4 separate regions of the Homo sapiens genome follow, and regions 1, 2 and 4 are each linked to region 3. A link is an interaction called in ENCODE POLR2A ChIA-PET data of the cell type or tissue named here. Cell type or tissue: GM12878. All regions are shown on one strand. Region 1 has its middle 7.6 kb from the start of RUBCNL. Region 2 overlaps LRCH1 (leucine rich repeats and calponin homology domain containing 1). Region 3 overlaps LRCH1 (leucine rich repeats and calponin homology domain containing 1). Region 4 overlaps LRCH1 (leucine rich repeats and calponin homology domain containing 1).

What was found. ChIA-PET counts read pairs that join two places held together with the same protein. Peaks named below come from ENCODE experiments on the same cell type or tissue, not always from the same donor. Only the 100,000 strongest peaks of a DNase experiment are listed, where the experiment ranks them.
Region 1: POLR2A ChIA-PET joins it to region 3 with 5 read pairs; 2 of 35 experiments call an interaction of 5 or more read pairs at or near these places.
Region 2: POLR2A ChIA-PET joins it to region 3 with 6 read pairs; 10 of 35 experiments call an interaction of 5 or more read pairs at or near these places.
Region 4: POLR2A ChIA-PET joins it to region 3 with 5 read pairs; 5 of 35 experiments call an interaction of 5 or more read pairs at or near these places.

Annotation. Positions count from the first base shown.
Region 1 is chr13:46,393,584-46,396,083 of GRCh38, reverse strand. No RefSeq gene overlaps it. Among named protein-coding and RNA genes, the nearest start is that of RUBCNL, 7.6 kb to the right of the region's middle. In GM12878, no CTCF peak of the experiment used is centred here; no DNase peak of the experiment used is centred here.
Region 2 is chr13:46,587,497-46,589,996 of GRCh38, reverse strand. All of the region lies in intron 1 of LRCH1 (leucine rich repeats and calponin homology domain containing 1), which reads right to left. Among named protein-coding and RNA genes, the nearest start is that of LRCH1, 36 kb to the right of the region's middle. In GM12878, no CTCF peak of the experiment used is centred here; no DNase peak of the experiment used is centred here; H3K4me3 peaks cover 438 bases; H3K27ac peaks cover 1,018 bases.
Region 3 is chr13:46,647,117-46,649,616 of GRCh38, reverse strand. The region is part of intron 1 of LRCH1 (leucine rich repeats and calponin homology domain containing 1); the gene reads right to left. Among named protein-coding and RNA genes, the nearest start is that of LRCH1, 95 kb to the right of the region's middle. RefSeq lists a silencer at 1,263-1,432. In GM12878, no CTCF peak of the experiment used is centred here; a DNase peak (open chromatin) is centred at 1,331.
Region 4 is chr13:46,707,456-46,709,955 of GRCh38, reverse strand. The region is part of intron 13 of LRCH1 (leucine rich repeats and calponin homology domain containing 1); the gene reads right to left. Among named protein-coding and RNA genes, the nearest start is that of ESD, 88 kb to the left of the region's middle. In GM12878, no CTCF peak of the experiment used is centred here; no DNase peak of the experiment used is centred here.

The DNA of each region.
Region 1 (2,500 bases), 250 kb after region 3:
CATCTTTGGGGGACCATTATTCCACTTATTACAGGGTCTGATGTAATTGGACCAAACTCACTAGAGATTAATATATAAGCAAGAATGATAATTTATTACTATGTACTATAAAAATATAACATTAGGGGAGTGGAGTAGGTGGGAATGTCCATACTGGTTGGTAAATGGCTTCTCTCTCTCTTTTTTTTTTTTTTCAATGTATTTTCTCTTTTATTCCAACGCTATATTTACTTTTTTTTTTTTTTTTTTTTTTAAGATGGAGTAGCACTCTTGTTGCCCAGGCTGGAGCACAATGGCACGATCTCAGCTCACTGCAACCTCCGCCTCCTGGGTTCAAGCGATGCTCCTGCCTCAGCCTCCTGAGTAGCTGAGATTATAGATGCCCACCACCACCCCCGGCTACTTTACTAATATTTTATTTAGGGTCTTTGCAAACATGTGAATGAGTTAAATTGTTTTATTTATTAATTATACTGTAAGTTCTGTGATACATATGCAGAACATGCAGGTTTGTTACATTGGTATACATGTACCATGGTGGTATGCTGCAGCCATCAACCCCTCATCTAGGTTTTTTTTGTTTGGTTTTGTTTTGTTTTTTTGAGACGGAGTCTTACTCTGTCACCCAGGCTGGAGTGCAGTGGCGCAGTCTCGATTCACTGCAACCTCCACCCCCTGGGTTCAAGCAATTCTCTGCCTCAGCCTCCTGAGTAGCTGGGATTACAGGCACTTGCCACCATGCCCAACTAATTTTTGTATTTTTAGTAGAGACAGGGTTTCACCATCTTGGCCAGGCTGGTCCTGAACTCCTGACCTCGTGATCCACCCGCCTTGGCCTCCCAAAGTGCTGGGATTAAAGGCGTGAGCCACCGTGTCTGGCCTGTCATCTAGGTTTTAAGCCCAGCATGCATTAGGTATTTGTCCTAGTGCTCTCCCTCCCCTTGCCCCCCACCCCTTGACAGGCCCTGGTGTGTGATATTCCCCTCCCTGTGTCCATGTGTTCTCATTGTTCAGCTCCCACTTTGCACGCATGTTTATTGCAGCACTATTCACAATAGCAAAGACTTGGAACCAACCCAAATGCCCATCAATGATAGCCTGGATAAAGAAAATGTGGCACATATACACCATGGAATACTATGCAGCCATACAAAAGAATGAGTTAATGTCCTTTGCAGGGACATGGATGAAGCTGGAAACCATCATTCTCTGCAAACTAACACAAGAACAGAAAACCAAACACCACACATGTTCTCACTCATAAATGCCTTCTCTTTCTATAAGCAAATTTACATAGAAAGTCCACTTTTAAGTAGATGGCTTGGTGAGCATAAAATCAGAGCATCACATTAAGCTGAATGACTTTAATGGCTGGTGAAGATAATTGATGCAAGAGAAGCTGGATCTATAAACTTTATAGAGATGCAACCTCTGTTCAGGTCACAGACCAGTATCCGTTGGTATTCATTGTACCAGTGCATTAGAATTTATGAACCACTGTGGCAGGATAATTTATTGAGGAATTCATTTGTATTTTGCGGCTGCTGATAATTAATAAATTGCTTTGTTTTGTTCTTACTGCTTTGTGGAAAAATCTGAATCAATGAGACCTCTTTTCTCTCCCCTCCTGAAAGACGGCCAGCAGGGCTGGGAGTCCCAAGGGGCAGAGTTAAAGATTTTTGTCTTTAGTTTTTTTGTCTCTAAGATACGGTATGCAGAGAGGCAGGAGTTGCCTGACTGGGAGGTAGCTTCTTCAGGTAGGAGATAAGGGAGAGGGATTTTTTGTTTGTTTGTTTTGCTGGGAAGTTTGAAGAAGGTGTTTGAATGAGGAAGAGACTCTCTGAAAGGGTAGCATTTGGATGCTGAGCCATTAAACCTCTAGGGGCTTGGCAAAGGATCCCTGTACCTACACTGGGCATAGAGTGATAGAACTTCCTAATTAACACAGGCTTTGAAAATGGGAACTTCTGCAGTGATAATGATGGAACAAAGGCCAGAAATCTTTCCCCAGATGTTCCATAAGTACCTGAGCTCTCAAGAAGCTCTAGGGGGGTAAGAGTAAGGCTCTCCAACATGTGGCAGACTCCATTGCTTGTCATTTACTCAAGTAGGAAATACCAGGTCAATTTCATTTGAGTTAGAAGAAATTTTGGAAAAATAAGGTAATGTCACTTTTTTTTGATACCAGAGTTATAGAATAAAATTCATACTAGCCACCTAAGATTTTATCTAAGTCTTTTAGCCTTTCCTTATCAAACAGTCCATGTGGAAATGACTTGGGGATTATCTAGACTGGGCTACAAGGCTACCCCCAAGACAAAGGAAATGTCAGGCACAAAACACTGAAGTATAGGGTCAACACTAGGAAGTACATGTGAAGAATATAAGATGTGGTCAATGACTTGGGGTACGAGGGTAGGAAAATGGAGAATATTCCCAGAACAATTGGTAGCTATTGTGGATTTTAGGGTATTTGAGGCAGGCTTGAAAGAAGAGACTG
Region 2 (2,500 bases), 60 kb after region 3:
CAGGAAACAATCAGACACATCCTCCATGTGGGATGTCCTCCAAGGCAAGTGGCCTGGTCTCTTTCTAAAGTCAATGTCAAAAAAAAAAAAAAAAAATCCCAGGCACAGTGGCTTACACTTGTAATCCCAGCACTTTGTGAAGCCAAGGCCATTGGATCACCTGAGGTCAGGAGTTCGAGACCAGCCTAACCAATGTGGTAAAACCCTGTCTCTACTAAAAATACAAAAATTAGCTGGGCGTGTTGGTGGGCACAAGTAATCCCACCTACTCGGAAGGCTGAGACAGGAGAATCACTTGAACCCAGGAGGCGGAGGTTACAGTGAGCCAATATAGCACCATTGCCCTCCAGCCTGGGTGACAAGAGCAAAACGCCATCTCAAAAAAAAAAAAAAAAAAAAAAAAGTGAGAGAACTGTTCTAGATGCTAGATTAAACATAAAAGAGTTTAGGACTACAATATGAATTGCAATGCATGAGCACTGTGTATCTGAATTTAGGAAGAAAAAATCGCCATAAAAGACAATTTGGAGACAACTAGATAAATTTAAATATGGACTGGATACCAGATATAATGAGAAAATTATCGTTCATTTTTCATATTTTGAAATGTTAGTGTCTTTATGTACGAGAATGCCCTTACTATTAGGAAACAGATGCTCAAGAACTTAGGCCAGGCACAGTGGCTCATGCCTATAATCTGAATACTTGGGAGGCTGAGGCAGGAGGATCACTTGAGTCTGAGACCAGCCTGGGCAACATGGTAAGATTTCTCTCTATAGAAATAAAATTAAAATTAGCCAGGTGTGGTGGCATGTGCCTATAGTTCCAGCTACTTGGGAGGCTGAGGTGGGAGGATTAGTTGAGCCCAGAAGTTCGAGGCTGCAGTGAGCTATGATTGCACCACTGCCCTCCAGCCTGGGTGACATAGTGAGACCCTGCCTTAAAAAATATATAGAGAGAGAGGGTAAGCATCATGACATCTCCTTACCCTGATTAATCTCAAACTGTTCAGCAAAAAACATATATATATATATACACACATCCGCATACCTTCACATACACATATACACACACAAATAGAGAAAGCAAATGCAGGCTGGGCACGGTTGCTCACACCTATAATCCCAACACTTTGGGAGGCCAAGGCAGGCAGATCACCTGAGATCAGGAGTTCGAGACCAGCCTGGCCAACATGGCAAAACCCCGTCTCTACTAAATATACAAAAAAGTTAGCTGGATGTAGTGGCGGGCGCCTGTAATCCCAGCTACTCGGGAGGCTAAGGCAGGAGAATCACTTGAACCCGAGAGGCGGGGGTTGCAGTGAACGGAGATGGCGCCACTGCATTCCAGCCTGGGTGACAGAGCGAGATGACTGTCTCAAAAAAAAAAAAAAAAAAAAAGACAGAGAGAGAGAAACGAAATACAGCACCATGTTAATTAATTAATTTAGGTAGTAGATATACAGATGTGCTATGCTACATAAATTCTTCAATTTTTCCACATTTAACATTTTATACAATAAAAAGCTGGAGGAAGGGATGAAATTCTACTAAGACCTTAAACATATAAAAAGAAAGTAAGTACATCTATAAGGAAATTTAAAGGAGTAAACAAGCAAAGTTACGCCTTATTTACCATGTGAGTAGCAAAGACATCTAATCAGGCTAATAGGTTACTTATTTATCTCTGAAAACGGCTACCACTTTCAGTATCTCAGATTTGTAGGGGTTTTCTACTATAATCTATCCCAGATTGACTATGTAAATAAAAAATATTTTATTACTTCAGATGAGAGCGAAACTGTATGCTTCTGCTTTTCATGCTTTGGTGCACAGCATGTTATAAATATAAATGACTCCAAGATAAGTCAGTCAGGAAAGATCAAATAACTCAGTGTTTTTACAATTCTGTCAGAGATATATGACTGGATTTACCCATTAGGGAGAAATACAGCCTAGAGTTTGCACATTCCTCTGATTTTTCTCATATTAAATTATATTTAAATATTCCCATAATGCTAATAGTCTTAGCCCCAGCATCCCTTACATACTCTATGGTACCACAATGAAATGGAAACCGTAAGAATAATTTCAGCAATTGGGAGGAGGATGCAGAGATTATTAATTTCATACACTGTGTATAATAAGTGCTATATGAATTTTCACTGTTTCTCACAGCTCCTCTAACCCATGCTAAGATTATAATTTCAAGTCTATATCACCACAGATGTTAACAACAATAGATTTATTTCAGCTTTTCACCAACAAAACCAGACCAGGGGCATTTAATGAAGTTCATCTCCAAAAGTTTATTATACAACAACAGAAATAACAATAAGCTACTCTGTAATTTGTCTCTAAGTCCTAACTAACCATGACCGTTAAAAGAAGCATTTACTAAAAAGAGACTCGTTCATCAATTCAGGACAACTGAAATTTTCCTGACTCAAACACTTCCTCTTAGGCATCCACAATTATGTTCCAGTACTCTTGCTAAGAAA
Region 3 (2,500 bases):
ACTTTACTCACTAGAATTACTGAGAGCCTATAATATATAAGACTGAGATAAATTGTATCTGTTAAGAACTGACACTATGAAGCACAATCAGCAGTAAAACTGGACACCACTGGGCAAAGGTACCAAAGAAAGCAATCACAGTCCCCAGAGCAGCGTAATCATACAGTACGGCCTACAGTATTACCATCCTGATGATAAGATTATGCAATAGTCCTTAATATCCTAATATCTAAATGAATGGGAGACATGATTGTCAAATTCCAGAAAACATAGACTATAAGGAAAGAACCACTACTTTTGAAAACAACTCAACAATAAGAGATAACCTCACCCTGTATCAGAAGAGACTCAAACAGTAACTGAAGATTTTCAGTAAATAATATGTAACATATACTTAAGAAACCACACCTTAGCCAAAGAAAACACAGAAAATGTAAATATGTCAATATCACAGATGAAATAGATGTTAAAGAGCCACCTTCCCTCCAATAAATAAATATACAAATAAGCAAAATCAGGATGAGATAGCTTCAGAGGGAGAATTCTAACAAACTTTCAAGGAATAATTTTGAGAATGATGGTTTCCAGCTTCATCCATGTCCCTGCAAAGAACATAAAATCGTCCTTTTTTATGGGTTCATAGAGAACACGAGGATCTTATACTATCAAAACAATTCACCTTATAAATAGACCAAAGTGAAATGATATATGATCATCTTCAAGGATATGTAAAAGGCATTTGGTATTAATTTTTAAACAACCTTATTAAGGGATATTTTATATATTTTACACACACCAGCAAAATGACACAAAAGAAGAGATATAATTTATGATAATAGCAAAAGGGCAAAATCCCCAGCAAATCTTAAGGAATATGCAAAATTTATATGAAGAAAACTTTAAAATGCTACTAAGGCAAAATTTTAAAAGGTGATGACAATTATCTCAATTATATCTATATAATTTAAGGCACTTCCAATTTAAACAAAAAAATACTTCCAGAATTTTAAAAAAACTGTTGGGGTTATTGCACAAGTTGATTCTAAAGATCTCATGGTTAAATAATGTGAAAACAGTAAAGTATTTCTCAACAAAGAAGAGCCCTGAGAGGATGAGCTCGCCTGGATATTAAAAACACATCATAGAGCAGTGTGGTGGATAGATGGGAAGGTCAATGGCATGAATTACTAAGATGGGAAATGGGTCAAGAGACATACATATGGAAATCAAGGCCACGGACCAGACTGGTACAGGTCTGCACAGCAGGAGGTGAGTGTCAGGCTGGCAAGTGAAACTTCATCTGTATTTACAGCCACTCTCCACTGCTCACATTACTGCCTGAGCTCCGCCTCCTGTCAGATCAGCTGGGGCATTGAATTCTCATAGGAGCATGAACCCTATTGTGAACTGTGCAGGCAAGAGACCTAGGTTGCGTGCTCCTTGTTAGAATCTAATGTCTGATGATCTGTCACTGTCTCCCATCCCCCTCAGATGGGACCTTCTAGAGCAGGAAAACAAGGTCAGGGCTGCCATTGATTCTGTATTATGGTGAGTTATATAATTATTTCATTATATATTACAATGTAGTAATAATAGAAATAAAGTGTACAATAAAGTAATGCGCTTCAGTCATCCTGAAACCATCCCCCACCCCGGTCTGGGGAAAAGCTGTCTTCCACAAAACCGGTCCCTGGTGCCAAAAAGGTTGGGAACCACTGAAGTGTGCAATAAAGGTGGCATTTCAAATCAACAGGGAAAAGACACAAGGCCAGTAGTTCGAGAAAACTAGATAGCCATTTACAACGAAAAAAAAAAAAAAAAAGATGACTACCTATCTCGCACCTTTTATCTCAATAAAGTCTAGATGAATCAGAGATCTACTGTGAAAAGGGAAGCTGTAATAGCACCAGGACAGCATGGGTTGTGTTTACGATCTCAGAATGGGGAAGGCTTTGTATGAATAGTATAAAGCCAGAGTGCCAAATTCAACACACACAAAAAAGTATGGCATTTTAAAACAAAAACTTCACCATAAACATATATGACAATCAAGGAATGGGGGAGGATGGAAAGTTCTACAATTCCTAAACCTAATAGGCAAATTTTTTATAAACAGAAAGAGCTTCTACAGTTGACAGAAATAAGACAAATCATAAACAAGAAAAGAAAAATAGATATGAACAGATGGCTCACAGAAAATGATATACGAATGGCTCTTAATCATATGAAAAAAAGGATCAACCACACTCAAATTAGAGTGACACAAATTACAACTAAATGGGATAGTATTTTTCATCTATTAGAATGGTGAATATAAAAAAATCTGATAAACACATTGTAATGCTGAGGCCATGGTGATGTAAATGAAGGACATTTTTTGGTAATATCTGTAAATATTACAAATGCACATACACTTTAACCTAGCAGTCTTTCTCATCTACAGATATTCTTATACATATGCAAATGACATACTTTTAGCATGGTTTCTTTTTTTTTTTTT
Region 4 (2,500 bases), 60 kb before region 3:
AAGTAAGGATCATATTTTAGCTCTCCATAATCCTTATCACTGGCCCTGTGAATTCACTACTCTCTTTTCTTTTCCTTGTGACTTCCTTTTTCCATCAGGGCCAGCTATTCCCCTCCTTTTTTAAAATCATAGAGATGTATCTGCCAAGGACAGATAATTGCCCTACAGAAGGAAAACAAGGAGTGAGAATTCCTTATACCAAATACTCCTCCTTCAGCCAAAAAAGAAAAAAAAATCAACCTTATGTTAAAATAACACAAAACATTGTAAGTTGGGGATAGAATAAAAGTATCTTTTTTTTTTCTTGAGGTTTTCTGTCTTCTAGGGACTCCCGAAATCATGGGCACAGGTATATATGCGTTTTTAAAACTCTATGAGAGTGAAAGCTCAAAGACATTTTAAGTAGCATGCTAAAATAAAGGTGCTAAGGAAGGTTGGACCTGGTACATTCTGTGAGTACAGAGGAGTAATACAATCTGCCCAATTAGAGCAGAAAATTCACTCTGGAGGCAAGGGTGCAGTAGCTGGCAGGGAGGCCCTCACAGCACTGAGCACAGGACCTGTGCAGAGCTGCAGCTCAACACCTACAGGCTTAATGGCCTTGGCTGATGGAACAAACAGACTCATCATTAGAGGGAAAGCTGGGCTGGGCCAACTGACTGAATGATTGATATATGACTTGGAAGTCAAGTTTCCTACTTTAGGAGGATATTAGGCTTTTCCACATAATATAATGGTAGCAAGCATGGTTAAACTTCAGGAAAAACCCATGAAGCTTTATGAGCATGTGGAAAAGTGTCAGATGATTTTCAATTTAGACAAACACAAGGAAATGAATTTAAAGGGACATAATATACACTTTACCTAAATGATGGAGTGTTTGCAGCTATCAGTTAAGACCCAGAGATCTGTACATCAAATAAGCAGTACACTGAAATTTGCTTACCAAAGCCTAATCCTCATCATCTAATTTCCTATCTCTCTCCCTCTCTTCTTCCCTCCCTTCCAGGAATCCTCACGAACTACTCACTGTGTAGTAGTTAGGTACTGAGTCGGGTCCCACTTCAAGTGAGAATGCTAAGTGTTTGTGCTATGCAATGAGAAAGACAAACAACAGGAGAAATAAAGAGGAGATCAATAAGTACGAATCCATTTTGAAAATCTAGAACTGACTGCAAAGATAGAGTTCACCTTTGCTGATGGGAAAATGGGAGGAAGCTCCAAATAAAACAGTCTTGGGCTGATATTAAGGAAATGTGACATTTAAACATTCCTTCCCAAACCACCAAAATGTTGAATAACAATAGCAATTTCTAATAACCATTGGAATTGGGTAGTTAGTAAATCAGCGCATGTATTGCTATTAGATTAAAAGATGGGATCAGGCTGGGTGCAGTGGCTCATGCCTGAAATCCCAGCACTTTGGGAGGCTGAGGTGAGCAGGTCACCTGAGCTCAGAAGTTTGAGACCAGCTTGGCCAACGTGGCAAAACCCTGTCTCTACTAAAAGTACAAAAATTAGCCAGGCATGGTAGCGGGCACCTGTAATCCCAGCTACTCAGGAAGCTGAGGCAGGAGAATTGCTTGAACCCACGAGGTGGAGGTTGCAGTGAGCCGAGATTGTGCACTTCAACCTGGGCGACAAGAGCGAGACTCTGCCTCAAAAAAAAAAAAAAAAAAGATGGGATGAAAACTAGACCTAGACAAAACTATGAACTGGGCTCAGTCTATATTTAGTATATACCCATCCCTTATTCCTTCCATACCCATTCACATTACTGGAAGCATTGTTCATGCACACATAAGTATAATGGCCGCTCTTCTTCTGCCAAGATCTGCTCTGAAGAAAAGGTTTGATGCAATCAGGCATCACTAAGGTTTGTAAGCATGACAAGACTTAGTGCTGCCACTAGTCTACAGCATGAAGAGGCAATATACCACAGTGGGAAAGCAGGGCCACGCCTTTTACATGTAACTGAACTGGCCAGTCACTTGACCTTGAGCTTCAAATCCTGCATCATCACTCAGGATGCACTTTTCACTTATACCTTTACCTAGAATGTAAACTCGTAAGTGTAGGACCTCTGTGTCTTTAATGCTACTTTCTCAGTGTCCAGAGTGGTGCTTGACACATGGGAGGCAATCAACGAATATTTATTGAAGAAATGAAATAACGATAACTTATGTAATATACAAAGCACATGATCTGGCATGTAACAATACTTCCTTTTTAAAAAAAATTCAGGAATATATACATCTTAGAAGACAAAATTATTGGAATGACCATCCAATTGTGTATTAAAAATGGAGGGGATATATCTTTATTCCAGAAGCTTTGTGTCTTTCTTGTGCTCCTGAAATCATGCAAACAGGTGGCCATCTATTTTACTAGAGTCAAAAGTGGGTCTGCAGCTGGATGCTAAGATGGTCTTGAACTATCTTGTCACAGACTGCTTGTTAGTTGCAACGAAAAAATAAAACAGCAATTACACGGTGGAGAA